2 separate regions of the Homo sapiens genome follow, and region 1 is linked to region 2. Evidence: chromatin loops called from intact Hi-C (ENCODE). Cell type or tissue: endothelial cell of umbilical vein. All regions are shown on one strand. Each heading gives the region's core, and the rest is flanking DNA. Links, peaks and the distances in the headings are about the cores only.

Region 1 (15,062 bases), core at 2,846-10,845, 68 kb after region 2:
ATAGAAGCTTTTCCCAAAACTTAAGAACATTCTAAAAACTGGCCCTTCTTTACAGATGGGCTGCATCCCCAGAGGACTGTTTAATCCAGGTGTGATTATGTATGTGTTAGCAGTTAGTATTGGCTAGCAGGCAAGCCAGGGATTTGGCCTCAGATTTGGCTGTAACTAGCTCTGTAGCCTTGGTAGAACCATGGCTCCTCTCAATGTCTTAGTTTCCACATCTGTAAAGCAAAAGGCTGGATGAGATGCTCTCTGACAGACTTTGAAGACATTCTCTGATAAGTGTGAGCTATCCTTCGTGCACCCTGTTCTGCCAATCTCTCCTGTTTTTCCATCTTTTGTCAAGCTGTAGAGGCAGGGTTGGTGAGAAGTGATGGTGAGCTGATGCCTCTAGTAGAACCGCCTAGAAGCACAGCAGTGCTGGGGGATCTCGGACGCTGGCAGTCCTTCGCTCTGATGCATGCCCTTTTCCAGCAGCACAGACAGGCAAATCAGATGGGAGGGCTGGCTTCATGGAAGTGTGATCTTGGAAGGGCCCCATACTTGGTTTAATGTTCCACTGTTGCTGTCTTGAAATTTTAAAAAACCTTTTTAACAAGGGGCCCTGCATTTGCATTTTGCACTGGGCCCTGCAAATTATATAGTCAGTCCCAGCAGGGGGCCTTGCCAGCTACTTGGATCAGGAGCTAGTGGGGACAGATCTGGCAAGGGTACAGTGCCACAGATTCTAGCTCCCCAGACTGCAAGGCAAGAGATCCATGGGGTGTGTGGACGTGGCTAAATGTATGGACGTGCAAGCATTTAATAGTGAAAATATACTGGTAACTCTTAGGTAGGGAACTTTTTCTTAACAAAAAGCACAAAATACATATATCAAATGTGGGCCGGCGCACATGTGTATGTGAACCCAAACACACACACACACACACACACACACACACACACACACACAGATGCACACAAAAAACCTTAAAATGGCCAGAGACTTTGAGCAATTTAAGATCAATAGTGAACCAAGGCTGGGTGTGGTAGCTCTCACCTGTAATCTTGGTGCTTTGGGAGCTGAGATGGAAGGATTACTTGAGGCTGGGAGTTCAAGACCAGCTTGGGCAACACAGCAAGACCCCCATCTCCACAAAAAATTTTTAAAAATTAGCTGGACATGGTGGTGCACAACTATAGTCCTATCTACTTGGGAGGCTGAGGCAGAAGGATCCCTTGAGCCCAGGAGTTCAAGGTTGCAGTGAGCTATAATCATGCCACTACACTCTAGCCTGGGTGACAGAGCATAACTGTCTCTAAAAATAAAGAGTGAACTAAATGTCAACTTACATATGTTTCAAAACTGAGCAAATTTCCTAAATCAATTCATTGGAAGACCCTAATAAGATATTCCAACTTTGAAAACTTTACAGAGGTGACTTTTAAACAGAATATGATGGAGAATCAGGGCATACCTCTGAGTCAGGATGGTCACTTGGGCAGGAGTTTATGCCTTGTCCATGATCTGATCAGAGAGTTTACATGTTCATTACTATCACTGTCTTTCCAAGGAGATACATGCTACCTCTAATATCTGGATATTCTCAGATACTTAATAAAAATTTAGTTGTATTCATCTTTGTGTCTTCACAGAAATATTTGTGTCTTTCACAGAGATGCCAGTGTGACCAGCATAGACTTTGTTAAATAAATATTTGCTTATTTAATGAATACTCATTCACGAGTAGACAGGATTTTTTCTTACTAACTATAACACATCTAATTAAGGAGGATGAACATATATTTAGCTATGCAAGAATATCATGGATTCATAGAACATTAGACAACAAAGTAACCCTTGGCTATTATCTGGTCCAACCCTCTCATTTGATAGATTAGAAAACTGAGGCTCAAAGAGTCTAAATAAGTTATTTGAGGTCACATAGCTAATCTGTACCAGAACCCAGCTCTTCTGACATCTAACCCAAGTGAAATTTTCCACTAAACCACTCTCCCTTAAGAATCGGGAAGCTTAAATAAAGAATTGGAGGTGTTTACTCAGCACATATATAGTCTTCCTAACCCTTCATTATGGAGGGAGAAGAACTCAACTGTTTTAATTGCCACCTGCAAAAGTACTTCGTGATCCACTACAGTTACATTTGTGGCGAGACCCTGTGAAAGACAATTTGAGATCTAAGGCAAAATGAGAAGGAAAGAAGATCTAATAAAAGCTTTTTATTTGCAGATTGGAATTAAGTGCTCTGTGCCCAGGCCTTTGGCTTTATAATGACTTCAGGGTTGCCACTTTAATGCTTCAGCGAGCAGAAAATTGGAGAGCAAAAACGACAATCAGTCAGCCCTGCCAAGCAACACCCCCTCAAACCTAGCAAAATGTAATACTTTGCTTGCTCAGAACAACTCTAAAACCATCTCAGCTCCATTCATACCACAGGTTTTGAGGAAGCTGCAATACAGTGATTTTGTGTCACCAGACCATCTGCCCTTCTGAGTGATTTTTTTCAAAGCTGAATTTCTAATAAGTATTCCAAGTCCAAGGTGGCCAGTCAGATGCAGCCTCTACAGCCCACACAACAAACTGCTGGGCAGGACCTGCAACAGGTCAATGTTTTCCAGGAGGGTGGAGCAGTGACCAGACACCATTAAGACTCAGCCAGGAAATTAGTGAGGTGCAAATTACATGGTGGTGGCTGCAGGGCAAAAGGAAAATTGCAGGCCATTGCCTGAAGAGAGAGAGAAATAGCAGAGTGGTATTTTGGGGCCTGGAGACAGTGAGCCACTGGACATGTTCATCATTGCCTTAAAAAAAAACAGCAGCAACAACTTTTTTTTGCAGTACGGTACACAAACAGAAAAGTACACAAATCATAAAGGCTCAAGGAACTTTTATTGGAACATATCCATTACCCTACGCCCAGATCAAGAAAGAGAGTACCCCTTTGTGTCCCCTTCCTGTCACCCCCAGCCCAGGGGGAATAGCTATTCTGATGCGTCCTTGTCTTTTTGATGTAAGCCAAGTGGCAACCAAGGAGGAGACAAAGTTTTGAAGTTTATCCAGGTTATCCCCATAGGTCAGTTGCTGAAGCCTGGGCCCGGTGGCCTGCTGGGTCCTACCTAGCTCGGTAGCTCCTCTGGTGCAAGTGGATCTTGACAGGGTCAGATTGGGAGAGGAGGAGTGGGCAGCCCCTTGAAGAGAGGAGGAGGGGAGAAAGACACAACACCATGCACTGGCTCTGTCCCCCTCCTGTCCTGCTGCAGAGCTGGTTTCTGCCCTGAAGAAGGCTAGCAGAGATAAGACAGCAAAGTCCCCTCGTAGTGTCAAGGTTGTTGGTCATAGTTGACAGCGTTGGGCTGTTCACATAGGGTTCTTCTGTTTCTTTTTTGGTGTTTTTGTGGGTTTTCTCTCATTGTAGGCTCTCTGAGTTTCCTTATAGTGGTCAACCATTCTGGGGGAGGAGTATAGGTTGTTTTGCTCCATGGGTTTCCTGTTAGGCAACAAAGTCAGGCCTCGAAGGCTTGGCAGCTTCGACACTGATTTTTGTGGCCACGAGTCGTGGCTGGTATTGCTCAGTTTGCCACCTGGCTGCAGTGGCCTATTTTACCCTCGAGTTAGCCACTGTTTCTGAGAATAATCAAGCAGGTTTTAAATAGGCTGCATATTCTGGCTCAGAGTTTGGACATGGCTTCTCTCTGGTATATAGTGCTGGTAGATGTCTGTACCTATAGGGGAGAATCCCACTTTGGGCATCAAAAATAACAGCCAAATTCTTTTTATGTTTTCTGTGGGGGTGGTGAAGAGATGCTTACTGTCTCAGGGGAGATGATCCGGCCCAGTTATAACTGCATCCTTGGCTTGCTGAAAGGAGTTTCATTGTCTCTCTTGGCTCACCTCCATTTACTTCTCAACCCACTGCATTTCAGCTTCCCTGGCCCCACCATGCTCCTCTAAGGCCACCCAAGACTTCCTGGACGTCAAGTCCAATGAAGACTTTTCAGTCGTAATCTTAAATCAGCCTCTTGGTGGCATTAGCACTGTTGACCTCTCTGACCACCATGGCTTCTCTCTTGGCTGCCAGGAGAGCAGCCCAGGCTTTTCTCTGGCATCTCAAGTTCGTCCACTTCAGTCTCTTTCAGAATCCCTCCCACTTCTTCTTGCCTCACTAGTATTGGGCTTTCCTAAGGTTCAGTCCTCAGCTCTCTCTGACTCTACCCTTTCCCTAGGCAATCACATGCACACTGATGGCTTCAGCCTCACAGCTGGAACCACAGCCAGACTTGTCTTCTTAGAGCTCTAGCCTGGCCACTGGCCTCTCCATGGCCTTTCTATAGCATTTAAAGCAATTTCTCTCAACCCCAGCTGCATATTAGAATCATGGCAGCTTAAAAAAAATCCATGTGTGGGCTTTACCACCAGAGCTGTTGATTTAATTGATCTGGATAGGACCTGGACATGGTTATTTTGAAATCTCCCTGGCTAATTCTAATGAACAGCTGGAAATTAGGACACTGAGGCACAAGACACATATATGTAGAGAGCTAAAGTGCTTTGGACAAGAATGCCTTTACAAGCCCACACTGGGCCCTTCTTCAGGATAATGAATCATGACTCTAGCCCTTATACTTTTAAAGCCCTTTGGAGGCATTACCTAGGAATCAGGATGGATGAAAAACAAACAAACAAACAAAAAAACACAAGACTTTGAGAAAAGTCTCTGATTCAGAAGACTAGTTCTCCATCCGCCAACTCCCTTCCCACAGACAAAATTTGCCCTGACCTTGCTTAAATTCTGCAGCTTATTTAGGGTGTTTTTAAGGCTTTAAGCTGCCTGCCCTGTTCTGTCCAGTGCCCTACTTCTCTGAATGCCCCGAGGTTCTCCAACCACAGAATGACCTATAAGACCTGAACAGATGGGTTGAGAGGAGACACGTTACCAGGAGTAGAAGTAGAATCTACTAGGGGAATTTGAATAACTTGGAGCCTAAGTTTCCCTAATTGTCAAAATGGAACTAGCAAGTCCTTCTTTTAGAGAAGATCTGAAAAGCAATTGAAATCATGAAGATGCTAAACTATTGTCATTTGTATTTCCAACTTGAATCCAGACTTAAGTTTATTCACACCAGGGCCAGAAATAACCATAAATGTATGAGCAGCAAGTAACCTTAGAGATAATACTATCCAACCACTTTATTTTACAGGAGAGAAAACAGGCTCAGAGATTATGACTTGCTCAAGGTGATGCTGCCAGCCAATGGCTCAGCTAGGATAGGTTTTCGATTTCCTGACTCCTAGTCCAGTGCTCATTTCACCACTCCAGGCTTCCTAAGGGGTGATTCTTCATCCATGTGGCTGGGCTTGAGTCATCACATGCCACCTTTTCAAGTAATAGACACCCAGACAGGGCACTCTGGAGTGCAGGGTCATCTGGGAACCTAACCTACTTTTTCCCAAAGAAAACCAAAGCTATTACTTTCCCTTTCTTCCCATCCTGCCTCCCTCTGTACTCAAGACCCTGAATATAGCTCTCTGCCTGAAGCTGTGAAACTTCAGAAGCCTTCCTACCTCTTCCTGCTGTGACCTTAGGTTGTCTCTCCAGCACAGTAAACTCCTGGGGGTGAAAGTTAGAAGGGGACTCAGCCCAGACAGGCTGGATGTCTGCTGTGTCACGCCAGATTAACCTGTGCTAGTCTCTGGGCTGACTCGGACCAAATACAGGTCCTCTCTAAGCCTTGGCTTTTCTTACTGATGAAATAGGCATCGTAATGGTATCTGCTATGTGGAGGAGTTGTGAGGATTAAGATAATTTCCCCAAGGCAGAAGTCCTCAAGCATGGTTGCACATTGGAATTCCTTGGGAAGCTTTAAAAAAAATGATGCTTTGGTCCTACTCCTAGAAATGATGATTTAATTGCTCTGGGCATCAGATTTTTAAAATTCCCCAAACAATCCCCATGTGCAGCCAAGATGGAAAACACAGCTCATCTGTGAAGGGCCCAGCACAGCACTGGACAAGTGGTTGGCACTCAAGTGCTTCTCATTTGAGTATAGTAATGATTCAAAGCTCCCTGCCCAACTAGAACTTAGCCTTCTAATGGGCCTTCTGCCTTTCCGATTTTCTGCGAAGGACCTTCCTCCCCCTCCATCTTCCCAGTTCTACCCACAGCTCCCACCCCGAGTTTTTCTGAAACACTGGCCTCCCAAAGGTCAGTGGAAGAAGTAAAAGGGGTCCAGACATCAGGTGACTGCCCGCAGACCCATTCCAGTGGACACTCAGGCACCTACTGGTTGTGTCTATTGAGACTGTTTACCCTCTTGGTGCCTTCCTCCTATAAAATGGGAGGAACTGGCATGTGTTACTCCCCTAGAAGTAATGGGCGCTATGCTAAGCCATTAGAACAGGATGTCTTCTCCAAGTAGGGTGATCACACTGCCTTGCCAGTTATTAACGGTGAGGAGAAAATGAGATAAAGCCGGTGCATAGAGCTTGGGCCAGCCCGCAGGCGGCGCCATTCAGTGGGAGCAGTGGTCTCACTGCTAGGTCTGGCAGATCTGCAAGTCCCTACGGGGCTACCTTGTGGAGCTGGAGGAGGCCCCGCAGGTGGAGGCGACCCTCCCTGCTGGTCTGGACAACACTTCGAAGGCACTACCTCGAAACCGCCCCCTCTTGGCCAATTTCCGGGACCTTTCTCCACTCCGCCCACCGCTCAGCTCCGTTCTGACCTGAGTTGAAACTCGCCGCGCAAGGGAAGCGTGTACCTGGGGAGTACACTGGGGAGTGGTACTGGGGCGCTGACCCGCGCGGACGCCGCGCATCTCCCTAGGGTGCGCGCAGCACGTCCACGAGAAGCGCACTCTGAAGCCAGCCGGGACGCGTTCGGCGGTCGGGGTGGAGGAGGGAAGTGCAGGCTGAGCCCCTCACCCGTGCGAAGCCAGCTGGGCGCCCACTCGCGGGCTGCGGGCACTGCGCGCCTGTCCAGCTGCTGGGCCAGGCCCCCTCCCCTCCCCCTCAATCTGGCAGGCCAGATCTCCGAGGCCCCGCGCCTCGTCGCGCTCCGGAGGCTCCGGGCGGTCTCCTGGGAGCCTGGGAGCCCGCCCCTCCTGAATGTTCCCTCTGACGTATCTGCAAAAGCAAACACTGGGCCTAGGCCGCGGGGGACCGGGCGTTGGAGGAAACAGCTCAATGCCCGGCGGGCCACGCCACTAACAGCCCTGACTCCCGGGCGCTGCATTCGCTCCACGCCTCTGGTTCTTTGCCCGACGGCGCTGTGGGCCCCGAGGGCGACTCGCCGCCCTTCCACATTGCGCGCGGGTGGCTCCTTGAGTACCGGCGGCGCACCACAATCCCTACTCTCAAGATATGGGCTCCAGTCCCGGCTCCTTGGAGTCCTCCCTGGAACCTCGGATAAGCCCCAACTTCTCCCAGCCCGTCACTTCCTTTGGTGGTATAGTGTGTCAAGATATCACAAGTCTGGATTCCAATCCATCCCTGGCCAGTTATGGCCACGTGACCTAAGACAGATTAGATCATCTCTGTGTGCTTCAGTTCCTCTTCTGTAAAATGGGGATAATATTCCTCCCTATATGGCGATGTTGTAAGGCATAAATGAATGTAAAACACCATAGTGCTAGGCATATAATAAATATCGTATAAGTATTTTATATTATCAATAAAGTAGGTATTACAATGTTTACCTTACAGCTTTTTATTTTATTTTTTTTAATAGTAGAGACGGGGTTTCACCATATTGGTTAAGCTGGTCTGAAGCTCCTGACCTCAAATGATCCGCCTCGGCCTCCCAAAGTGCTGGAATTACAGGCTTGAGCCACCATGCCCAGCCAACCCTATAGCTTTGCTGTAAGTATGAAAGAGGTAAGGTAGGTAAATTGCTTGTATTAAGTAGGAGGCAGATAAATAATGCTTATTATTATTACTCCTCAAGAGTCTCCTTCCTTCCTTCCTTTTTTTAAATTTTGGCCTCTTCAGTGTTCATCCTGGGAAGGAACTGTGCAAGTTGGCGCTTCGGGCTTGGTATAAAAACGGCTCCTGAATTCCTGCCCAGTTGTAATTTCCTTGGGGATTTTGAGAGGGGCTCTTCAACGTTGCCAGGCTATCACGGCCCTTTTGTTTGCAAGAGAGCAGTGAGTAAATTATATCTTGGGCTTAGCAAAGCAAAAAATAAACACGATGACAGTAGGACTTTTCGGATGAGCTATTTCATTTCTCCTTTGTATTTTTTTCTTGATCGTTGATGGTCCATTGCAGACTAATGCAATGCTGATGTCTTAATATTAATGTTCGGAGCTGAAGACAGTCATTTGCCTCGTGCTGGTGGGGCGACTGGGCAGGGTTGGGAGCGATCATGAGGCCCAAGTGAAGGCAAGGAAAGATTCTTAGTGTCACTTTCTCTCCTTTCTCCCAACACCTCATGTCTGAGTTCCTGGACAAAACATCTTCCAGATTGCGGGTGAATTTAAACATCGCAGCTTCTTCTTTCAATCATAATTTTCTGCTTGAGCCAAAAGCTGGAGTGTCCTCTTGCACCTGGATTCCCCTCTGCCGCGGTTGAAATGGGAGCGTGTAACTCTTTATATGTGAGACGTTTATGGGCCAGACACTGGCATTCCAACCCCCTCACCCAGGGCACTTGCTATAAAATATTGAAGGCGAGCAGAGGCTATCCTTGGAGGGAATGCTGGTGATGCCAGGCTCATAAAAACCAGCCTTTTAAAAATGAGTCCCTAATCAGGAATTGCACGCCCTCTCCCTCTCCAGTGCGCTCTGGCCTGGCAAAGCCCACTTGGGAAAGTAGGTGCTACTGAAAAGAGTCACTAGCCTCTACCTGTGGGACTTCTGTCTCCAGGGTGCTTCCAAAATCTTTCGGGACTCTGTGTTCAGGACTAGAACTCTTCATCCACGGGGCTCCAGTGCAACCCCCTCCAACCCCCATCAGGATCTGAAGGCAAGGAGGACCAGCGTCCAGGACCCGGTTTCTGCGCCCCCAGGCTCTGTAGAAGTTCTGGGAAGAAGTTCTCATGGAAGCTGAGGGGAGGGAGACGCACGTCGGCGAACTCTGGGCCTAGCCAAGTTTCTATATTTTGAAGGGAGAACCATGTACCTGCCCTTGGCCTCACCTGAAGACAAACACAGGAGCAAAATTAAGCAGCGGAGCAACTTTCTGGAAAGGAGCTTAGGGAGAGAAAGCTGGTGCGAAACCGAGTGCGCGCTAGGCGTGTGCACCCGGGGAACAAGGCGTGCCCAGGGGTGTTCGCAGTGGCGGTGGGATGGATGCCCGCGCCACCTATGCGCAGTTATTTATAAACTCATTGTGGGCATCAGGGTACCCACGACGCCGTTCGTGTCGTTCGTTCCCTTCCTCCTGGAAGGGAAGAGCAAACAAAGCAGTCCTTGGCAACGCTCAACCTCTCTGTGTCATACATGTGGTTTTCAGTGTAAATGAATTTAGTAAACGCCAAGGCAACAACCCTGTTTACTTGTTTCCGTGTAGAAAGGTTAGCTAACGAACCCGAAGCCATCCTTCGCGCTTCTCTTTGATTCCGTCTCAGATTTACGGGCTTCTCCTCGGCTACACGACTCCAGCCATCGCCCCCGCTCCCTTGGCCCAGGCAAAGAGAGCCCTAGGCTCCGATTCCCGCCGCAGCTCAGAGCAAAGCGATTGCAGGATTTATCAACCCCCCTCCCAGGACCTCGGATTTCATCTCTTTCTTTTCCCCCTGCATGTTCAGTTTGTTTTTTCAAGACCTAAGCAATTTTTAATGTACTCTATACTTCCCGCTTAATCCTCATCGTTTATTGTATAATTATAGTTTCAAAGTGATTATGTAATTAAAATCATGTTTCGTTGCAGCAGGACTTCAAAAGGGCGGCAGACCCCCGCTCTGGCATTATTTTCTAGTGATGTAATAATTTCCCTGTGATATTTAAAATAAACACATTAGTCCAAGAATTCTAAACATGTCTCAAAGTATATAGTAGGCTTGATTGGCACGAGGCTGGGTTGTAAAGAAATGGTAAAACCTATCACTAGTTTAATATATTTCTATGCTCCCATGCAGGGTAAATTATAGGATAATGGGGCGCAGGCGATGGTAAGCTCTGTTTATATAATCCATTTCTTCACACGAGTTCCCATTGCTTTCCCTTCCCTTTGCTGTATGTGGTGGTTCTCTGATCCCCTGACCTCAGCCATGTGTTTTCACTTTTTCTTCTGATCTCAATTCCATGACCAGCGGGGAATAAAATACAAATTGAATAGTAACCATTCACAGGCCGCTCTTTTCAAACTGTTGTTAAAACCTCTTTGTCTTGTCTAGCGGTTGATAGATAAATGTGTTGTGTTTCGCCTGACTTTTTTTTCCCCTTCTTCCTCTTTTTTTTCCCGTGGCCAAGGAAAAAATAACCCTCCTCAGCCCAATTATGCTCTTTAAAAATTAAAACCCACACCTCCTTTCAAACCCTCTCCTGCGCGTCCCGCTCTCCCCGGTCTGCCCATTGGTTCGGCGGCTGTAGGAGACGCGGAGGATTCCACCACGTGAAATAAAGAAGCGGCGGGAGCCGAGCACGGCTGGGGGAAGGCGCGGTGCCCCCGTGTGAGGTCTGCGCCATTGTCCGGCGGCCTGAAGGTTCATTTAACATCGAACCTGTATCGCCTCTGATGTCCTAGCGCAGCGCCGAGAATCGGCTCCGAGGGCTGGGGCCGCCCCTCCTAGGAATCGAAGGGGGCAGGGGGTGAGGAAGCCTGGGAGAGGAAAGTTAAAATGAAAAATAAATCTCCTCCGTTGCCCGCCTTTTTCTTTTCATATCCAGACTTGCCTTCGGGGCAAGGTGGACAAGAGGCCGAGCTGTTTTACAGTTTTTCTCCAAAATGAGAAACATAATGGCTCCTGATTTCTGGATCTTGCCTTTCCCAGATCTCTCTCCTTTCTACTTCCTCGGCTTCTTCTTGGGAACGTAAAGGCAGAAAAAACTAATTGTAGAAACTCCTATCCCGCGGCCCGCCCTCCTTTTCATCAGAGCTTCTTCGGGGTCAACGGCGCGGCAGCGTCTTTGTTACTCCACTGCCAACGCCCGAGGGCTAGAGGGGCGGGATGGGAACTTCTCCTGCGGGCTCGGGACCCACTGTTTCTGCCTCTCCAACGGCTTGGCTGTGTGAAAGCGAGCGAAGGTGTCATTCCCGGGAGGGAGAAGCGTCGCCGCAGGGTGACTGGGAAGCCCTTTCCTTGGGCGCGCGGAGCCCAGGGCGCACGGCTGTGCCGCCCGGGTTTGCCCTCGGAGCGCCGGCGGGCCGGGCGGGGGCGCCTAGCGGTGGCAGCCGGGAGCTCGCGGCCGCCAGGGCCACCAGGCTGCTCGCCTCGTCCGGGTAGGGTTTCCTCGGCGGCGCAAACCCCCCGAAATCCTCGAGGCCGCTTGACAGCGCTCTTCGCCATCGGCCCGCGTACCTGTAAACTGAGCCCCGCTCACATGCTTCACATTAAACCTCCGTGCCCGGTGCCTTTTCTCTTTTTTTCCTCCCAAAGAGTTCTTATAAACTTCCCTTCGTTTATGTAGCCTGGTTTTCATTGCTCCGGTTTTGCATGGGTTGCCTTTGTTTAGTTTATTAACCCACGGGGTTACTTTAACTAAACATTTGGGCTGAATACTTTGGGGTCGGATTTCAACGTTTTCTAACGAAATTACTGAGTTTTTTGAAGCTGCACAGAGAACGCTGCGTTGGGTTTATTAGTCAATTTAACAGACTATAAGGGAGGAAAAAAATGCACTCAGGACAGTCCGGGTTCGTATCCACTGGGCGGAAGCAGCTCGATAACCCTCGGGTCGGGGCTTTAACCGAGCGAACCACGCGGCGCGACAATTGGGGCGCGCTTCCAGCGGCAGCAAAGCGCGCGCCCCGGACCTTGGGACCTTCTCCGTCCCCCAGCACCCCACCGGCTCCTCAAGGCGCGCGCCCGAGCTGCCATCGCTGCACGGAGTTCCGACCCGGCTCCTGGCCAGGCCCGCACAGCCCGCCCGCGCAGAACAGGGGGACACGGGAGAGGGCGGGGCCCTGAGACTCGCCTGTGCGTCCCCCGCCGGGCCGCTCCGGCGTTTTGTCCCAGCTCTCGCCACGCAGTTCGGTGCCAGCGACGGAAAGGCACAGGGGCCCCCGGTGGGACAATTCATGGTAAAGGAGTCCTGGTGGAATCTGCCAGAAAGATTAAGGACGAATGGGCAGCCTTTGAGAGGGGCAGGGAGCAAGCTGGCCACCCCATCCTGGGCTAGGGTGCGCCCCGGGCCCACCTGGAAGCTGTGGGGGCTTTGTCCCAAGCCCAAGGAACATCTAGGCAGCTGGGAGAGTTGGACGCACTGCGGGGTGCGGCCCACCCTCCGAAAAACGGCAGTTCCAGGCAGAACCGAGACACCCATCGCCTGCTTGGCCTAAGTGAGCGGGAACGACCGAGATAATCCAATGACGATGCTGCTTCCCAGGTCGGCTCTACCTGGGGCAATGACAAGGACTTTTCTCCACAGTTTCCTAATCAGCCACCACCAACCTCTTTCCCTACTCTCTCAGACTCTCTTCTTTTCCGCAGGATTTTGGCACTGATGCCAGCTGAGAGAGGACCTAGCCAAAACGTCCTTGACCTGTAGGCGTCTGGGATGAAACCGAGAACTTTGTTATGTTTTTTCGGTGTAGGTAATGAAGTGGAATCCCAAACAGAAAAAAAACCTTCAACTATCTGGGAGATAGAGGGTAGAAAGGAGTGAAACATTGAGGTTTCTGAACACCTACCCCGGGCTGGCCACCAGAGCTTCATGTGGGTGAAAAGCAGGGTGTCTGCTACAACAAGCAGCCACCAGGGCTCTGGAGCCCAACCGTTTAAAATTGAATTACAGCAGGTAGAACTGTATATGCAAGAAGTTCAAAATTTGAAAGATATAAAACTATGTAACAGAGGCTCCCAATTCCCCTCCCTAGTGGGTTCCCCTCAGGCTCCCACTTCCCCTCCCTAGTGGGTTCTTGTAAATTGTTCTAGAGAAAATTGAAAGCTTTTGCAAAAGGCTTACCCCGCTTCTTTCCTTGCTCTGCTTCCACCCTCTGGTACCCCCTGTTCATTTGACTCTTCAAAGCCTCCAAGAGGGCCTCCACCTCCTTAGAGGCTGACATGTGTGTGTCCCCCTTTTCCTAGTAGTGCTCTTGAGGCCTGCTAGCTTGTCAAACTCAGCATAGCTCAAAAGGACTCCTCCGGGTAAAGGCGCAGGCCAGTCGCCTCTCCCTGCTTATTTTCCAAGTCCATGCTTTGCCTCTCCTGTCTTTTTTCCTCCATGTCCTATGTCCCTTCTGTAGGCCAGTCCTCAATTCCTCCTCATTTGGATCACTGGGACAGCCTGCCAGCCAGCCTCCCGTTCTTCCATTCCCTTCCCTCCAGCCCACCCAACACTCACCACCACAGCGATTGTCTAAGGCCAACTTGATGTCCCTTATCTCACCAAAAGCCTCTGTGGTTTTCCCTGCCTCTGAGTCACCAGGCTGCAGACTGCTGATTGAACAAGATCCCACCAGATCCACTGCAGAAGTTTGGTCATGGCCCCGAGCCTGTCTGACTCGGACCTCCCTGGGATGACCTTGGCTCCCATGCCAGTTCTCTTGCCCACCTCTCCTGTGAGCACTTGTCTGTCTCACCTTCTCCAGCAGTCTGATTCCTCTGGCTCGCCTGCCCCCAGACCTTCTCTTGAACCTTCTCATGCCTGGCATCCCCTTTTCCCATCTCCGCTGGTCAAAATCCTCCAAGGCTTTGCAAAACGCTTCCGTCCCCTGACTCTCACAGTAATTTGTTTGCTACCATTGACGCAGATGTGTTTCAGAGTCATTCCGGTGTTTGCCCTGTTTCCTCTCCTAGATTATAAACTTAATTCCTCGCGCATACAAAACAAGCAATAATGTTTTCCTTAACTTAATAACATCCCCCTCACTAATCCTCTTTTCTCCACCCCTCCAAAAAAAGAAAGCAAGAAAAGTCCAATAAATACTGAAGTACCTTTCTCTTTCCTAAATCTAAATACTCGTTAATATTAGTTGTTAGATTCTCACAAAAGTAAATCTCACAGAGGCATGCCTTATTTACAGGATTAGCCCCTTTAGAATACATATGCATTTAAAGAGAACTGGTTATTTTAAGCCATCTCCACTTTACTCAGGGAGGTGGGGTGAGGGTGGGCCACATGGGCTGTTGTTCACGCAGTGGAAGAGTGAATGGTAACTTAGGGCTCCATTTCTGACAGGTTTTAGATGCCTGATGAAAATGCTGTCCCTTTAGAATGTTCTACATATTATCTATAGCTGAAGGTCTGGGCGACTATCCAGATTTCATTTCATAAACATTCCTCCTCATACTCCCTGCTCTTCAGGGGTAGGGAGGCCGACTCTGCAGCAGAGGGAAACCTCTCCCAAGACCCCTGCATCTTTCGGTCTTTTTTTTTTTTGGTCCTCCAATTTTCATGAGCACAGCTTCACATCCCTAGCCTATTGATCTGAGCCACTGTGGTGCCAAGAAGTGGAGAAGAAGTTTGAGCCCCTCCCCATAGACTCCATCAGGAAACCTGAAATAAAATGTAATGGAAGTAAAACTGTGTTGGCTGTGCCAGTGCATCCATAAGCCCAACATATTTCCCGTCAGCCACATTGCTGTCCTTAAGCCCCTTTGAGAGCTGCCACTGGTCTGACCAGGTTTTAAATGCCTGACAGTCCTTTGACAGTCCTGTTTTGTAGAGAGATTTTATGAATCTCCACTTGCGCTACTGTAGGGGGCAGAGTGACAAAGGTAATTCATTTTCTACTAGTACTTGCTGCTCACCAACTACAACATCAAACACCAAGCAGGTGCTGGGGATGAGGCATCTTGTCCACTGCTGTGTGGGGGCTGCTGTGGACAAGATGTACAAAGGCCCTGCTTTCTTAGGACTACCCTTCCTGTTAGAGGGACTACAGTAATGTATTTTAGGCTTAACCTCATGGTACCCAGTCTCAGCTGATGGAGAGAACACTGAGCTCAGAGTCAGCCTTGAG
Region 2 (15,062 bases), core at 3,379-11,378:
AGGCCTCCATATCTGGGCCAATCATAAAAACAAGGTTTTAGTCAAACAGGGTTTCTTAGCAGGGGCTGACTTTGCCTTGCCAATTGTCATTGCTGCTGTTTGTTTTCTTTTGTCCTTTTACCCATCTTGTACAACTGATCACAACTCACACCAATGAGACTCCTCATACAATTTGCTTTTGAGAGACTGCTGTTTGCTTGGTACTGTACTAGCAATAATGAAAGGCATATGGATTTCCTGCTCTTTAGGAGCCTCTAATTCACTTGGGGAGAAAAGACTGAGAAGACTTAGAATAGTAGGAAGGGCCCATATAGTATTGCTGAGAGGATGCAGTGAGGAGGCCGCTGGCTTGTTGGCGGTATGGTTAGAGCATGGGGAAAGGCACAGGTCACAGGAATATTTTCTGGGTCACCCAAGCAAGTGGTCTTCAGGCCACGTGGGAGAGAAAACCAGATGAGGAGCTGGGAAGCCAGCAGCCAGATGGGGCCAGGCTCAGTTTTGTGCTTTCTTCCCGCCCTCTCTGCTCTGTTGGTAGATAGCAGAAAATAACTGAGGGGCAGAGCTGGAACCCATGGTCTGTGTGTGTGCTGAATATATCGTCTGGATCATTCTCTACCAGCAGTAGAGATGAGGTGAGATGAGAGAGGTGAGGTGAGAGAGCTCCATTTCTGGCTACTAACCCCGGGCTACTAGCTTTGCTATTTGCATCAGCATGATTACCTAATGTATCCTCGAGAAAATAAACTAGCTGGTTTATGAGCTAAAGAATCATGTGACTTTTTTCCCCTGCTGGGATCCCCTGCTAGGATCTCAACAGCTGTTTTAGGACAAACACTGCCCAACAAGGCTGCCGCCATCACAGGATGAATATAAAGGACTTCACTGCCTGGGAGTGATTTAAGGAAAGTACTTGAAATGTTGTATGTGATTAGAAAGAATAACCACAGTGAAACACCGGCTGCATTTCTAGTCATTTTTTAGACCATTGTTACCTGGTTGGAGTTTGGAAGCAAATACTTCTTTCTGTTTGAGAAAATGTTTGATCCAGAATTTCCAGCTTCTGATGGTTATTAGCAAGTTCTAGCCTTGACCTCTTACGTTGGGGAGGGCTTCAGATATGGTAAAGATCAGGGATATTAAATTAGAAAAAGCAAAAGGAGCCACTGTATTTTTTAAAGGCAAGTTAAAAATAAATTGTTATGCATGTTTTGATTCCAACAAAATAATTCTTATACATAAATATGATATAACATTATAGTTATTTTCAATTTGTATGTGCTTAATTTTTTCCTCTCTATATTTCTTTCTCCTGAGTATCTAGATGAAATATAAAATCAGAGTCAGAATTTCTTATTTATCATATTATTCGTATAGAATTGTTTTTTCCTTTAAAATGTATAAAATTTTTATTCTATGGAATTCTTTTTAGGCATGAAACTCATTTTAGATTCTAAAAAACCCTTCTAATTTGTTTCTTTAGCTGTGTTAGTTTTTCCCACTTTACTAACTGCTTTTATATATTTATCTATGTTTGGGATTTATGAAAATGTCCCCATCATTTTAATAGTCACCCCTGGGTGCATAGGCAATGGCTTAGAAAACTTTTTAAAATATGCTAATACCACTATAGCAAAACACCATTACATCAACAAAAAACACAAACCCACTGAACACCAGCCCAGAAAAACATTCCCGCAACTATCTGGGGAAAATAAACCAAAAAGAGCTATCTTTCATTATGTCTGAAAGATCAGCTAACCAGGCAGGGCTCTCAGGAGAACAAAAGGAATGATATTTTACAGAGGAGGGGTCCTTATGGAGACCCTCTGCTTTCAGCTCCCCAGACATGCACTAGAGGGTGGAGTATGGAGACTGCTCTCATTTGGAAAGAGACGTTGAAGGAATAAAGCCATGTGGAACCTGTTCTACCTAGAGTTGAAACCCTGGGGCCTCTGGGGTGAATTGACATAATAAGTCCATTTGAGCTAATAACCCCTCTTGTTCCATAAACTGAGGGTGAGATTTTTTTTTTTTTTTTTTTTTGCTGTTATTTGTAAAGGGCTGTAGGAAAGATTGGTGTTTTGCATTGCAACATCACTAAATAGACATGGATTTTGAGTCCCACCTATGCTCACTGAGTTACTATGAGAATTAAATAAAATGACACATGTAAAAGCACTGATTTCATATCTTGGAAGTGGTCTATAAATGACTGTACTGCTATCTGGAGTTTTTCTTGAGTCTGAGTCATCAGAAAGAATTGCCTGGGCTCTCTCCTTGTGTCTTCTGGGGTGCACAGAGCCTTCACTAACTGTGAAGGATCCAAGTGAACACCTGAGTGACCCTGTTAAGGGAAGGGTAGCCTGGTTCAAGGTGTCGGTGGCGGGGAGGGGGTTGGGGCATGTTGCATCCCATCTGATAGTACAGAGGATATGCAAATAAAAACTTGTCACTTGGGAGTGCAACAGGGGTTCTGGCAGAGCCTGAAATTAGAGAAAGTGTAACGGGCAGACAGAAAGGGTAGCGGGGACATGGGTATGTACAGTTGGCTTCTCCCAGACATGTCAAGAGGCAGTATGGAGTGATGGTCATCAGCTGGGGCTCTGAGGCCTGCCTGCCTGGGCTCTTCTTACCATCAATGCTTACTTACCTCTCAGTGCTCAGGGCCCACACCTGCAGGACAGGGAGCATAATAGTACCTGTCACATAGCATTGTAGCAAGGAGCTACAATCTATGCAGAACACTTAGAGCAGGGCTGGATGTGCTGGGTCATTCAGAAAGGCAGCAGAGAACCATGTGAAGCTGCCCGGCTCCAAGTGAGCTGCCTGACTTTGCCTTTGTCACTTACCAACAGTATGACGTTGGAAGTATGACATTGAGAAGTTCCCACACTTCTGTGCCTCAGTTTCTTCATCTGTGAAATGGGGATAATAATAATACCTACTTCCTAGGGTGGTGGTTGTTATGATTAAATGAGTTAACAAATGTGAATGGTTTGGAACAGTGGCATGTAACACAGATCTGCTGTTACCATTGTTGTTTTTATTATTGTTATTGCAAGCAAGCTGCTCCTTCCCTTTCCCTTCAGTTCAATAAATGTAAATTATCCCACAGATACCCTGAAGAAAATGCGCACACATCACCTGAAGATCTTTCTGTAACTCTCTCTGGTACCACTGGTTATGCCTGCATCAACCTTAAGATCCCTCTTTAATGAGCCCCTATGGAAGAGACTCATGTGAGGCCCATTTCGCCTCTCAGGAGGCTATTCCACACCACACCTCACTCTGCCTTTGGATGTAGTTTTCTTTTTTCACTCAAGATTTTCCACCACCTTCAGCTTTTCTACTTGTACCCTTCCTCTTCCTGCTTGTTCTTGAGTGTGGCTGGGGATGCCGGGTCCTCTCGACCCGGGAGGGCATGCACGGATCAGGATAGGACTGCTACTGGCCTAGATGTGTAGGTGGGTAGATGGACAGTGCTTGATTTCTGGTGTCTATAAAATCAGTAGAAAATGAGAAATGGAGCATCAAACAAATTTAAATGCTCTGTTGGTTTTTAATTAATTCAATAATCTCATTCTTCATGCTTCTATAAATCTGGAATGATACCACTGTTATTTTAAGAGATGGAGAGTGAATACTAATGCCTTCCAAAAACATTGCAGGACTCTGCAGTTTCCTTAAAAAAACTCCTTTCCTTTTGGGAGTGAACTTGAATTCACCAAGAGGAGTAGTATCATTGAACAGGTCTCCTTCGTGAGTCTGAGATTTAGACAAGAGTTTGTGATATTCCTTTATGACTGGACGTAGCAGAATGAGTTGGGTATAGCATTTTAGATTGAGTTCTCAATCTCCAGATTGTGGTAGTTTAATTTATCCTCTCCACGTAGTTTTGCTATTGACATTTATTAGCCTGGAGTGTTGCTGCCAACGCAAGTTTTGAGTAGACTGTGGTATAAACAGATTTCCTCTTTACACGTTCTAATCAGTGCAGGACTGTTTTTATTGAAACCGTACCTCAGCTCAAGCTTCTCCACAAGTGTAGGCACATATGTATGGAGTTTAAATTGTATTTATGGTTGGTAAATGTTCTAATTAAGGGGCTGTATGTGTTCAGAGGGGAAAATTAAATCAGTGAACATGGGAGGCCAGGAGGCTCTTCCGTTCTGGTTTGGATTCTGTATGATTTTAGGCTTTGAGAAATCAATGCGGTGAGCTGGTGGGTGACAACCCAGGCAGACATTTGTCTCCTGGCTGATTTACAATGTTATCTACAGATTTTTTTTTTCCTTGATGAGATGACGTTTCATTCCTTATTGCCTGCTTCATCCTGACACATCACAGAGCAATTTCTGACAGGCAACTCTTCTGGATAATGTCCTGGGCCTTACTTTCCATATTAGGATACATGGAATGCTCAAATAAAAAGGAATATAACTGACATGGTGTCCACCACAACAGTCCCATCCTGCTGTCACAACAATGGCAATGAGTAGATTGCCATCCACTAAGCAGTGCCTGGGCTTCTTTGGAACTCACCTCAGGAAAGGTTTCCACATCTTTCTGAGCACTGCTAAAGAATGAAGTCTTGGCCACAGCAGACCAAAGGGTACTGAAGGGTTTCAAAAGTAGCTGCTGCTATGCTATATAGTTAGCTCAAGGAGGATTGTAATTTGCAAAAATGGGCAAAATATGCACTCCAAGGATATGTAGAACACAATCTAGCCAGATCTGCCCAACCACAGTAATTTTGCTGCTTCAGACAAAATGCCTTTTGGGTGTAGGTTTGAGTTGACAGATTACTGAGGGAAATTTTTGTCTTGCCCACACTCCCAGTTTATTCAGGTTGTTTGTTAATACATCGTACAGCCCTCCATGAGGATGGTGTGATGTAGACCTGGCACCCTAAACCGAATAAGCTCTTTGCTGACAGCTGAAAGTAAAGGCATTTGTGGCAATCAGATTGAGGAGGGCCTCAGGTTGCTTCCAGATGTCAAGTTGATTAATGTTGGAGTTGGTGCTGCCAGCAGCCAGGCCATCTGAGTGCACAGATCCCCAGGAAACAAGCCTGGTGGTTGTGGTATCAGTGGGTAGAGACACAAGCACAGATACTGAACAGATGCCAGTCCTTCTGCTTCAGCTTAGTAGAATGCCCAGAAAATCCTCCACGATGCAAACCCCCCAACATAAGACTTTTCAGCCATTTTTCATGTTTTCTAACCAGAGTGTTGTTTCCTTAAATTAACATCAGTAGTTCTACACTCAGAAGTCCAACCCAAGCTGGGCTTGGTGGCTCACGCCTCTAATCCCAGCACTTTGGGAGGCCAAGGTGGACTGATCAGCTGAGGACAGGAGTTTGAGACCAGCCTGGGAAACATGATGAAACCCTGTCTGTACTAAAAATACAAAAATTAGCTGGGTGTGGTGGTGGGCGCCTGTATGTAGTCCCAGGTACTGGGGAGTCTGAGGCAGGAAAATCATTTGAACCTGGGAGGTGGAGTTTGCAGTGGGCGGAGACTGCACCACTGCACTCCAGCCTGGACTACAGAGTAAGACTCCATCTCAAAAAATAAAATAAAATAGAAGTCCAACTCAGGAAGACACCAGTGGGTTAAGCCCAACACAACGTTAGGATCTGCCATTTTGGATTGAGAAGGGCAAAGAAGAGAAGACCAAAAAGAATATGATGATAAAACAGCATGTTTCTATGGTACTTCTGATTTTCCAAAGCATCATCATATTTCTTTTCTTACATTTATCCTATATACCCATGAAGAAAGTTGAGAAAATTGTGTTCATGTAAGTGATCCAGAGTGTGTGGCTTAAAGTACTTTGTGGATGTAAGGAGCCATTGTCATTCCCCATCTCCATAGGGTGCTATGAAATGGATAGTGTATTGAAGGTCATACCACTTAGTTGATGGCAGAGCCAGAAGAAAAACCACAGACTCATCATCCATTGCCCCTGCTTATCCTCTTAGATCAATCTTTCTCAAAGCGTGGGCCCCAGACAAGAAGCATCAGCATCACCCCAGGCCTATGGATCAGTACCTCTAGGGAAGGGGCCCACTGATGTGTTCTAATAAGCCCTCCAGATAATCTAATGCATACTCAAGTTTGAGAACCATTGGTCTAGGCCAATACTTCCCAGTCTGGGTTTCCTGGACCCCAGGACCCTGTGGACATAATGATTAATTCCCCTAAGGCTATTTTCAAAATTTCATAAAACTTAATCATGCTCAACATTACTTTATAAATTATATATTTTATTATGTATGATGGATAAATGAACATTAGGAAAGGAAACTGATTATTAATCAATGCTTTTTCATATTTTTTTACTCATTTATTCATTTATTGGTTATCTAATATGCTCTGAGTTGGATACTGGGAGCTCCAAAGATGGTAAGGTGCCTATCCTCAGGATAATTATAGGCTTGTAAACAGATTATCGCAATATGATATGATAAGTACTGAAAGGCAGATTTAAATAGTACTATGATAGAAAAAAAATCTAAAATACTGTGGTGGGGAGAATCTCCAGACTGTGCCATGTTGCTTCAAGGCTTTGTGGTTGAGCTTGAGCTTGGCTGGTTGAGATGGGGAGAGGAGGGACGGAAGATAACTCTCAGGTGGAAACCTGCTTCTCCCTCTTCTTTCCCCAACCACCCAGCTGAGGACAAGCAGAAACATGAGCCCACTTCTGGGTTCTGGGTTCTCTCCCTTCTTGGACCCTCCTGCCTTTTTCCTAGGCAACACTTCTGAATATGAGAAGCACTAACAAAGGATTTGGAACAGGCTCAGAGAGTCTCTGCATTAGTGAGGAGAACTTTAACAAGACCTTCAACTTACATTTTTACAGACCTCCCTCACCTATAAGTACAATGGGCAATTACTTAAAAGATACTTCTCTGTTTAACCAGGGAGTTGAAACAAAATGAAATGTCTATTTGGAGAATATTTTAGTTTTACTCCAGTACGATTACCTTAAAAAATGCATACGTTTTGTAGTCCCAGCTACTTGGGAGGCTGAGGCAGGAGAATGGCGTGAACCTGGGAGGTGGAGGTTGCAGTGAGCCGAGATTGGGCCACTGTACCCCAACCTGGGTGACAGAGCAAGACTCAGTCTCAAAAAAAAAAAATGCATATGTTTAATTTCAGTTCAGCTATTTTACGGGTCTTTGTCTTTTAGAAAATCTATGGTGATGTGTTTTGCATTTCAGAAAAAAAAATACTTTCTAGGTTAATGTTGCTTTCAGATGCTAGTGAGGTTTGTCTCTGCTTGTTAGGTTATTGCTTGTAGTGCCCAAGTCTATGTGGATGATGGGCCTTCCTCTGTACATTCTTTGAAGTTTACTTTCCATCTTCCTATAATTTCACTTCAGAATGTCTGTGTGCACAGCATATACCCAGCATAACCAAAGGGAAAGGGCAGGGCAGAGATGTGTATATGAGGAAACTTCACATGTAGCAACTGAAACTTATATCGAGAACATTAACAATTGCTTCCTTCTTGGGGGGGTGCTTCTGGTTCTAAATGAGGTGTTAGTGTTTGTAAGGGTGATAACCTTGTCCCATTGAATTATGATGAGAAAACAACCTAGTTGCCTACAGAGCCAAAAGCAAACCTCAGAACTGCTTGACTCATCCGTCAAACAAATTGTATTTTAGGAAATGCAGGACAGAGAAAAATGCACAAAAGAAAAGTAGGTTTATTTATTTGTACAAAAGTAGAATGACAGCCGTTTGAGTGGATCCAAATAGCGTTTAGGGAGAAAAAAAATGTGATTCATTGCCAGCTATTAAATTTTGTTTATCCTTCTTTAAACTAACCAGAAACACACTTTGGAAAAAACGTGAGTTAACATTTTAAGCGCTGAAAGCCTGCTGTGGATGCTGCCTCGGCTCGCCTATCTTCCAAGGGGAAGATGAGGGCTGAAGCAAGCAAACATGGTTTTGAGAGGTCAGGCAAAGAATGAATGTCTAGACCTGCTTCCCAGTCCACCCTCCGGCACTGGGAGAAGTTTTTCGTTTCCTTAAATAAGGTTGCTCACTTCAGGGCAATAGCAAGAAGGTTCATGTTTACAAGGTGGTTTCAGATAAAGTACCTCAAAGGAAACAGAACATTTCTCCAAAGACACAATCACTGACTGAGTGACTGTGTCAGGAAACCCCTTTTCCCTGATAATCAGTGCTTATTATCATACGCATTTGCCAGATCACCAGCGGATGTGACTAATGCTGACTCCTGGTACAACTGTGTGACTGAAAGACTTCAGAGCACTTGACAAGTATCTGAAAAAATTGCTGGAATCCCAGTGCCTAGTGGAAGAAACCCCTCCAGACTGCAGTGTGCTGGGGTGACTCCCTCTAGCATGGCCCTACCCTCTTTCTGCTACAGGGCCATAAGGGAGCAGCTTTTATAGCTGTTTCTACTGTCCCCACCCCCGCACCCTCCTTAATTAAGTGTATCAGTATAAATATTTGGGTTGTTAATGCCCTTAAAATTGGAAGGGAATGTACTTATCATAGACTATAAGAATTAACTTGATTTAAATAATACGAAAATATACACATTTCTAAAAGAAGCAGTAGCAAAAATAACTTTGCCGAAGCCGAAGCCCCTAGCATCTTTTTGCTTTCCAAGCAAATAATTCCACCATGAGAATTATCTAGAGTTTGCTATCTCAGTAGTGTCTAGAGAGGGAACTCCCTGCTGAGTCTGAGGCCACAAGGAAAGGCCCAAGTGGACTTCTTAGGTCTAGAGAACTCCACCACCCCTCTGCTTCATGGCCGAGGGAGAAGGAATCTCCATGTCGTGGTTCACTGGCTTTCAAGCCTCAATGGACTTGATGAAGCAAAAGACCCCATACAGGCTACTGTCCTCCCTTTTCCCTCATAAACCTTCAACTTTTCCCTTTTGCCCAATATTCCAGCTTCCTTCACATATTTCTGGAACTGTGCAACTGTGTCTTATTCATTTTTGTGTCCCCTTGTCTTAGCAGAGCTCCCACCACTTACAGTAGGCATTGAAAAATGGGATTAAACTGGGTTGTCTTGTGAGCAGACACAGGGCCTTCCTACCTGCCAGCAGCATGGACCACCTAGGCTAGGTCTACACAGGTTTAGGGGGCAGCTTAGGACACATTGCTCCCAGATATCTGTCTTAATAGCTAGTAGTATGCAGACTCTCCTTTAAAAATATTTAAAAATTAACTTTAGAAACATTTCAAGCTTAATACAACAAAATGAAAAGACAACCTCCATTGGCATCCTTTGGGTTTCCTTAGCAACTACACCTTTAGGGTGAGGATCCATTTGAACTATTGCAACAGTACCTATGGAATTGATGTGATAAGAGGAACATAAAGTAAAAACTTGTATTAGAGGAAAAGTCTGCCTTCTCTTCTGGCCGCTCTGCTAGGGTAGCAGTTTACAGAGGGAATGAAGAGGAAGGCCACAGAGTAGCACATTCATTCAGAAACGTCATAGTGTGCATTATGCCAGGAGCTGCAAGCACTGTCACTAAATCTCTTTGTCTCAGAAGGAAAACCTGGACATGAGACTAGGCCAAGGCAGATTGTTAGCAGGGAGTCCAGCCCAGTCATTCTCTGGCTCTCACCACAGAACACATGGATGAAGGGATAAAGAATTTAACAAAAATTGGCCAGGCGCGGTGCCTCATGCCTGTGATCCCAGCACTTTGGGAGGCTGAGGCAGGCAGATCACTTGAGGTCGGGAGTTTGAGACCACCCTGACCAACATGGCAAAACCTATCTCTACAAAAAATACAAAAATTAACACCAGTCAGAATGGCGATTATTAAAAAGTCAAGAAACAATATATGCTGGCGAGGCTGTGGAGAAATAGGAACACTTTTGTTTTGTTTTGTTTTCGAGACAAGAGTCTCACTCTGTCGCCCAGGCTGGAGTGAGGTGGCACAATTTCGGTTCACTGCAACCTCTGCCTCCCAGGTTCAAGCAATTCTTCTGCCTCAGCCTCCCAAGTAGCTGGGATTATAGGCGCGCACCATGCCCAGCTAATTTTTGTACTTTTAGTAGAGACGGGGTTTCACCATATTGGTCAGGCTAGTCTCGAACTCCTGACCTTGTGATCTGCCTGCCTTAGCCTCCCAAAGTGCTGGAGTTACAGGAGTGAGCCACCCCCTCCCCGGCCAAAATAGGAACATGTTTATATTGTTGGTGGGAATGTAAATTAGTTCAATCATTGTGGAAGACAATACAGCGATTCCTCAAGGATCTAGAACCAGAAATACCATTTGACCCAGCAATCCCATTACTGGGTATATACCCGAAGGATTATAAATCATTCTACTATAAAGACACGTGCACACGTATGTTTATTGCAGCACTATTTACAATAGCAAAGTCATGGAACCAACCCAAATGCCCATCAATGATAGACTGGATAAAGAAAATGTGGTACATACACACCATGAAATATTACACAGCCATAGAAAGGAGTGAAACATGTCCTTTGCAGGGACATGGATGAAGCTGGAAGCCATCATCCTCAGCAAACTAACACAGGAACAGAAAACCAAACACTGCATGTTCTCATTCATAAGAGGGAGCTGGCCAATGAGAACACATGGACACAGGGAGGGGAAAAATACACAGCAGGGCCTGCGCAGGGCGAGGGGAGGGAACTTAGAGGACAGATCAATAGATGCAGCAAACCACCATGGCACTTGTATACCTATGTAAGAAACCTGCACATGTATCCTGGAACTTAAAGTAAAAAAATAAAATAAAATACAAATACAAAAATTAGCTGGGCATGATGGCACATGCCTGTAATCCCAGCTACTCAGGAGGCTGAGGCACAAGAACCGCTTGAACTCAGGAGGTGGAGGTTGCCATGAGCTGAGATCGCACCACTGCACTCCAGCCTGGGTGACAGAGAGGGACTCTGTCTCCAGAAAAAAAAAAAAAAAGAATAAATAAAATTCTCAAGTACTTAAAAATATCTTATTAACTCTTTCCATCTATTTATTTGACTACCTGACCAATATTTTGGTGCTTCTGGGAAGGACAGCAGTGGATAGAATGTGGAGGGACCCCAGGCTCATGCACAGGAGTAGCTGGGATAAAGAAGGGGGTAGTGGGTGCTCCCTGCAAGATCCTCTGACTCTGGCCTGGCTTCCTTTACCACATCACATTCTACTTCCTTTTTCCAGGGAGTATGTGGTTCCAACCACATTCCTGCAGGCACCAAGGCCTCATGTCAAATCACATGGCATTTCTGAGCCTAGAGCTTCATATTCAAGAATGTGGCAAGAAGCACAGCATCGTGGTTATTTTGTCCCATACTTCTGCACCGAGGACCAGAATTTCAAGAAATAATGAAGTCTCTGACCTGGCAATTCCACTTCTAGGTCTATACCCAAGAGAAGTGAAAATATCTGCACACAAAGACTTGCACATAAACATCCACAGTGCTGTTATTCATAAGAGCCAAAAAGTAGAAACAATCTACATGTCCATCAACTGATGATGGACAAACAAAATGCAGTACGTCCATACAATGGAATACTATTCAGCCATAAGAAGGAATGAAGTACTGATACATGAATGAACCTTGAAAATATTATGCCGACTGAAAGAAGACAAAGACGGTCATGTGTTATATGATTTCATTCATATGAAATGTCTAAATAGGCAAATTCATAGAGACAGAAAGTAGGTTAATGGTTGATGGCAGCTAGCGGAAGAGAGAAGGGAGAGTGACTGCTGATGGGTATGGGGCTTCTTTTTAGGGGTGATGGAAAGTTCTGGAATTACATAGTGGTGATAGCTATACGACATGGTGAATATACTAAAAACCACTGAACTGTACACTTCCAAATGGTGAATTTTATGTTATGTGAATTTTCTCAATTAAAAAAAAAAGAATAAGTCACTGGGAAGCAGCAGTCTTATTTCCTTCTTTCTGTCCTCCTTGAGCCAACTGAGAACCTCATTCAAATACTTGAACACAACAGACCTGCATTTTGGACTGATCGATTGGCTCTTTCACCTTTTTTTCTACCTTCCAGCCACGTCTCTCCACTTCAGTGAGCATCTATCTTCAAGACTCAAATGGGGGGAATTCAGTTCTAAACATTCCTTTTTGTGCCTAGGCTGTGTGTTGGTCTTGTGGGCTTGGGTGATCTAAATCAGGGGTCTCCAAACCCTGGGCCACAGACTGGCAGTCCATGGCCTGTTAGGAACCAAGCTGCACAGCAGGAGGTGAGCGGCAGGTGAGCGAGCATTACTGCCTGAGCTCCACCCTCTGTCAGATCACCTGCGTTGTTCGATTCTCACAGGAGGGCAAACCCTGTTGTGAACTGCGCATGCAATCTAGGGATCTGGGTTGCCTGCTCCTTATGAGAATCTAACTAATGCCTGATGATCTGAGATGGAACAGTTTCATCCTGAAACCACCCTGCCCCCTGTCCGCGGAAAAACTGTCTTCCACGAAACCCGTCCCTGGTGCCAAAATGGTTGAGGACCAGTGATCTAAATAGAGACCTCAAATTACCTGTCTCCAGCACCACTGCTCATGAGAGCTGTTCCCTGTGGAAGCCAGATTCTTCAACTGTTGGAAATCAGCGGGGAGGCTCGTTTAGGAGACTGGCCGCTGAATAAGGCTTGGCAAAATGTCAGCTTGGACACTCTGTTCCTTTTTGCTGCTGTCATTTCTGCGGTCACAGGACAAGGCCTTGGGGTAAAGAGATGTCTTTATGAGGGGGCTCCTGAGGATACCTCAGTTTCCCTTCTTCTGCCTGTCCCGCTCCTCAGGAGGACACCACAAGCACTTCCCTCAGGCCACCTGTGTGGAACACATACCACTAAGAGCAACAAGTGCAAGGGTTTCTCAGGGATCACACCTCATCAAAGTGGCAGCCCAGGCACTGGCTGTGCCCACCCTGCGGTCCCCTCCCTGCCCACCTCTCTCTCATGCCTTCTGCTCTGCTCTCCTGGTGGGTGACGTTCTTTCCTCCCTGGCACAGGTGCCTCAATCTAGGTAGTCCCAATCCGAGGTTAGCTGTCACTCTTTTCGCATCAGCACAACCAGGAGCATTTTTCATTCCCATAGATGGCTCTAAAGGACAGATTAAATGGGAAGCTTTTGATCAAACCAGTTCTGAGAAGGAAAGGGAAATCCCAGCCCACCAAAGGCTTTTAAGCAGGCCTGCTGAGATGCGATGCAATGCAATGAAAGTAGTACTGTCTCAACTGGGCCACAGTAGTTCAAGCCGGCTAATAAAAACAAAAGCTCTGGGTTTATTTGTTTAACTGACAAATAAAGCCCAGAATAGTCAAGTGGGTTGAAAACTATTCAAATGATTCACATCAGAACACTGGCCATTGTTTAGTCCACAGCAGTGCCAGTGGAACAACGCCGGATACATGCCTGATCATTTATCTGCAGATTTAATGAAAACATATACAGTTGCTGCAATAATTTAGTAGCTTACTGAGCCATCTCCTGCAGGCCAAAGAGGTGTGTTTGGAGTTATAAATATGTTTTCCTCAATTGTCTTGGTGAGTCAGGGCTAGAACAATGTTTACCACCTATGACATGCTCAATAAATAAATAAATTTATTGCTTCATTTTGTGCTGTGGGATAGGCAGAAACCAAGACTGCTGCAGAGTGAGGAGGCCTGTGTCATAGGAATGATGCCATAACTGGAACAGTCTGAAAAAGACAAAGCTGTAACCTTTGGGTCACTCAAAATTTAAAGTCTTGATAGGGGAACCTATTGGTTGAGCTCTTATCACAGGCAGGCCAATGGCTATATTAACACAATGAGAGGGAAAAGATCTAATCTCTCAGTTTCTGTGATAGGAGATAGGTATAGTCTCACCAAAACTACACAGAAGGGGAAGAGGTAATTCCCCCAAAGGAATCAGGCTGTTGATTAGGAAGAGAGAATAGAAACCTGGTGGACAAAAAACAACCATTATTTCTTCCATCCGAAGTACAGAAAATCACTTGAAACAAACTAAATTGAATGACAGCTCCTCTCTGAATGAGGGTGTCCAGTAGTGAAATGATTAAGTGTTTACAATGAGACCTTAATTTTGGAAATTCTGGAAAGGTAATTTTTCTGGCAAAGGTGTGTGTGAGCTAAAGGAATATCTGAAACAGTTTCTAACTCTTCTGCTCAACTTGGTTGTGGAGACTGTTTTAACAGAGACAAAGTGAAGTAAAACATGGAGCATTTATATGGTGAATCTGAACCAAGTTAGAAAAGTTAAATTGAATAAACTTGCCTTGTGGGGATCTTCAGACATTTCTTCCAATTAACAAATTTAATAGGTGAGTAGCCCTTCAAGTACTGAGAGGGATGGACAAGGAAAATCAGAAAACAGTTAGAATCTATATGTAATTTATTAGCATTCACAGTTAATATATGTATTTCCCATGCACATATGCTATTAGCCAGTGACAGCAGCATAGTGAGCAATGAGCAGTAGCTCACCATTCTGCACATGCTGTCAGCCAACGAGTCCTGCAGGTTATCCTGGGTAGACTGTGTGAGGCAGTGTTATTAAGAGGGCTGTTTCAAAGAAACAAAGGCAAAAGATCACACTGGACCGCATTATGAGTTTTACTGCAGCTCATGCTCCTTTGAGGATATGGTTGAAGAAACACAAGGTATAGTTCAGCAGTCAGTGAGGGATTGGTGGAAGTCCTTTGACATGATGAAAGAGCTCACAAATACTGCAGCAGCCTTGGAAGATTTAGCAACAATTTTCTGAACGGGAGCTGAAGGAACTGTGTCTAGATACAAGTCATGACTTCAGGGAATCAGAATGAACAGAAATGGAATTGGCAAGGCACAGTCTGCTCCCCATCTGCAGAGGGAGGGACCAGGTAGTACTCCCTCTCCCAGGAATGCCTTCTCCTCACCAGATGGAGGAGGCCAGTATATAAGATACAGCCTGCCTCAAGGAGCTGCTCTTTCCCCACTGATTTTTCAGAGGATTGACTCAGCTTTTCACTTTGCAGAGCAATTCAGCAAGGCTTTAGGAGAAGGGAAATCTGTG

What was found. Peaks named below come from ENCODE experiments on the same cell type or tissue, not always from the same donor. Only the 100,000 strongest peaks of a DNase experiment are listed, where the experiment ranks them.
Region 1: it touches region 2 in a loop (3-fold over the local background); 7 of 110 quality-filtered maps call a loop at or near these places.

Annotation. Positions count from the first base shown.
Region 1 is chr5:73,295,403-73,310,464 of GRCh38, reverse strand. No RefSeq gene overlaps it. Among named protein-coding and RNA genes, the nearest start is that of LINC02230, 35 kb to the left of the region's middle. In endothelial cell of umbilical vein, for the core only: no CTCF peak of the experiment used is centred there; no DNase peak of the experiment used is centred there; H3K27me3 peaks cover 7,649 bases.
Region 2 is chr5:73,363,982-73,379,043 of GRCh38, reverse strand. No RefSeq gene overlaps it. Among named protein-coding and RNA genes, the nearest start is that of LINC02230, 34 kb to the right of the region's middle. RefSeq lists an enhancer at 7,717-8,916. In endothelial cell of umbilical vein, for the core only: no CTCF peak of the experiment used is centred there; DNase peaks (open chromatin) are centred at 7,573 and 8,183; H3K27ac peaks cover 2,163 bases.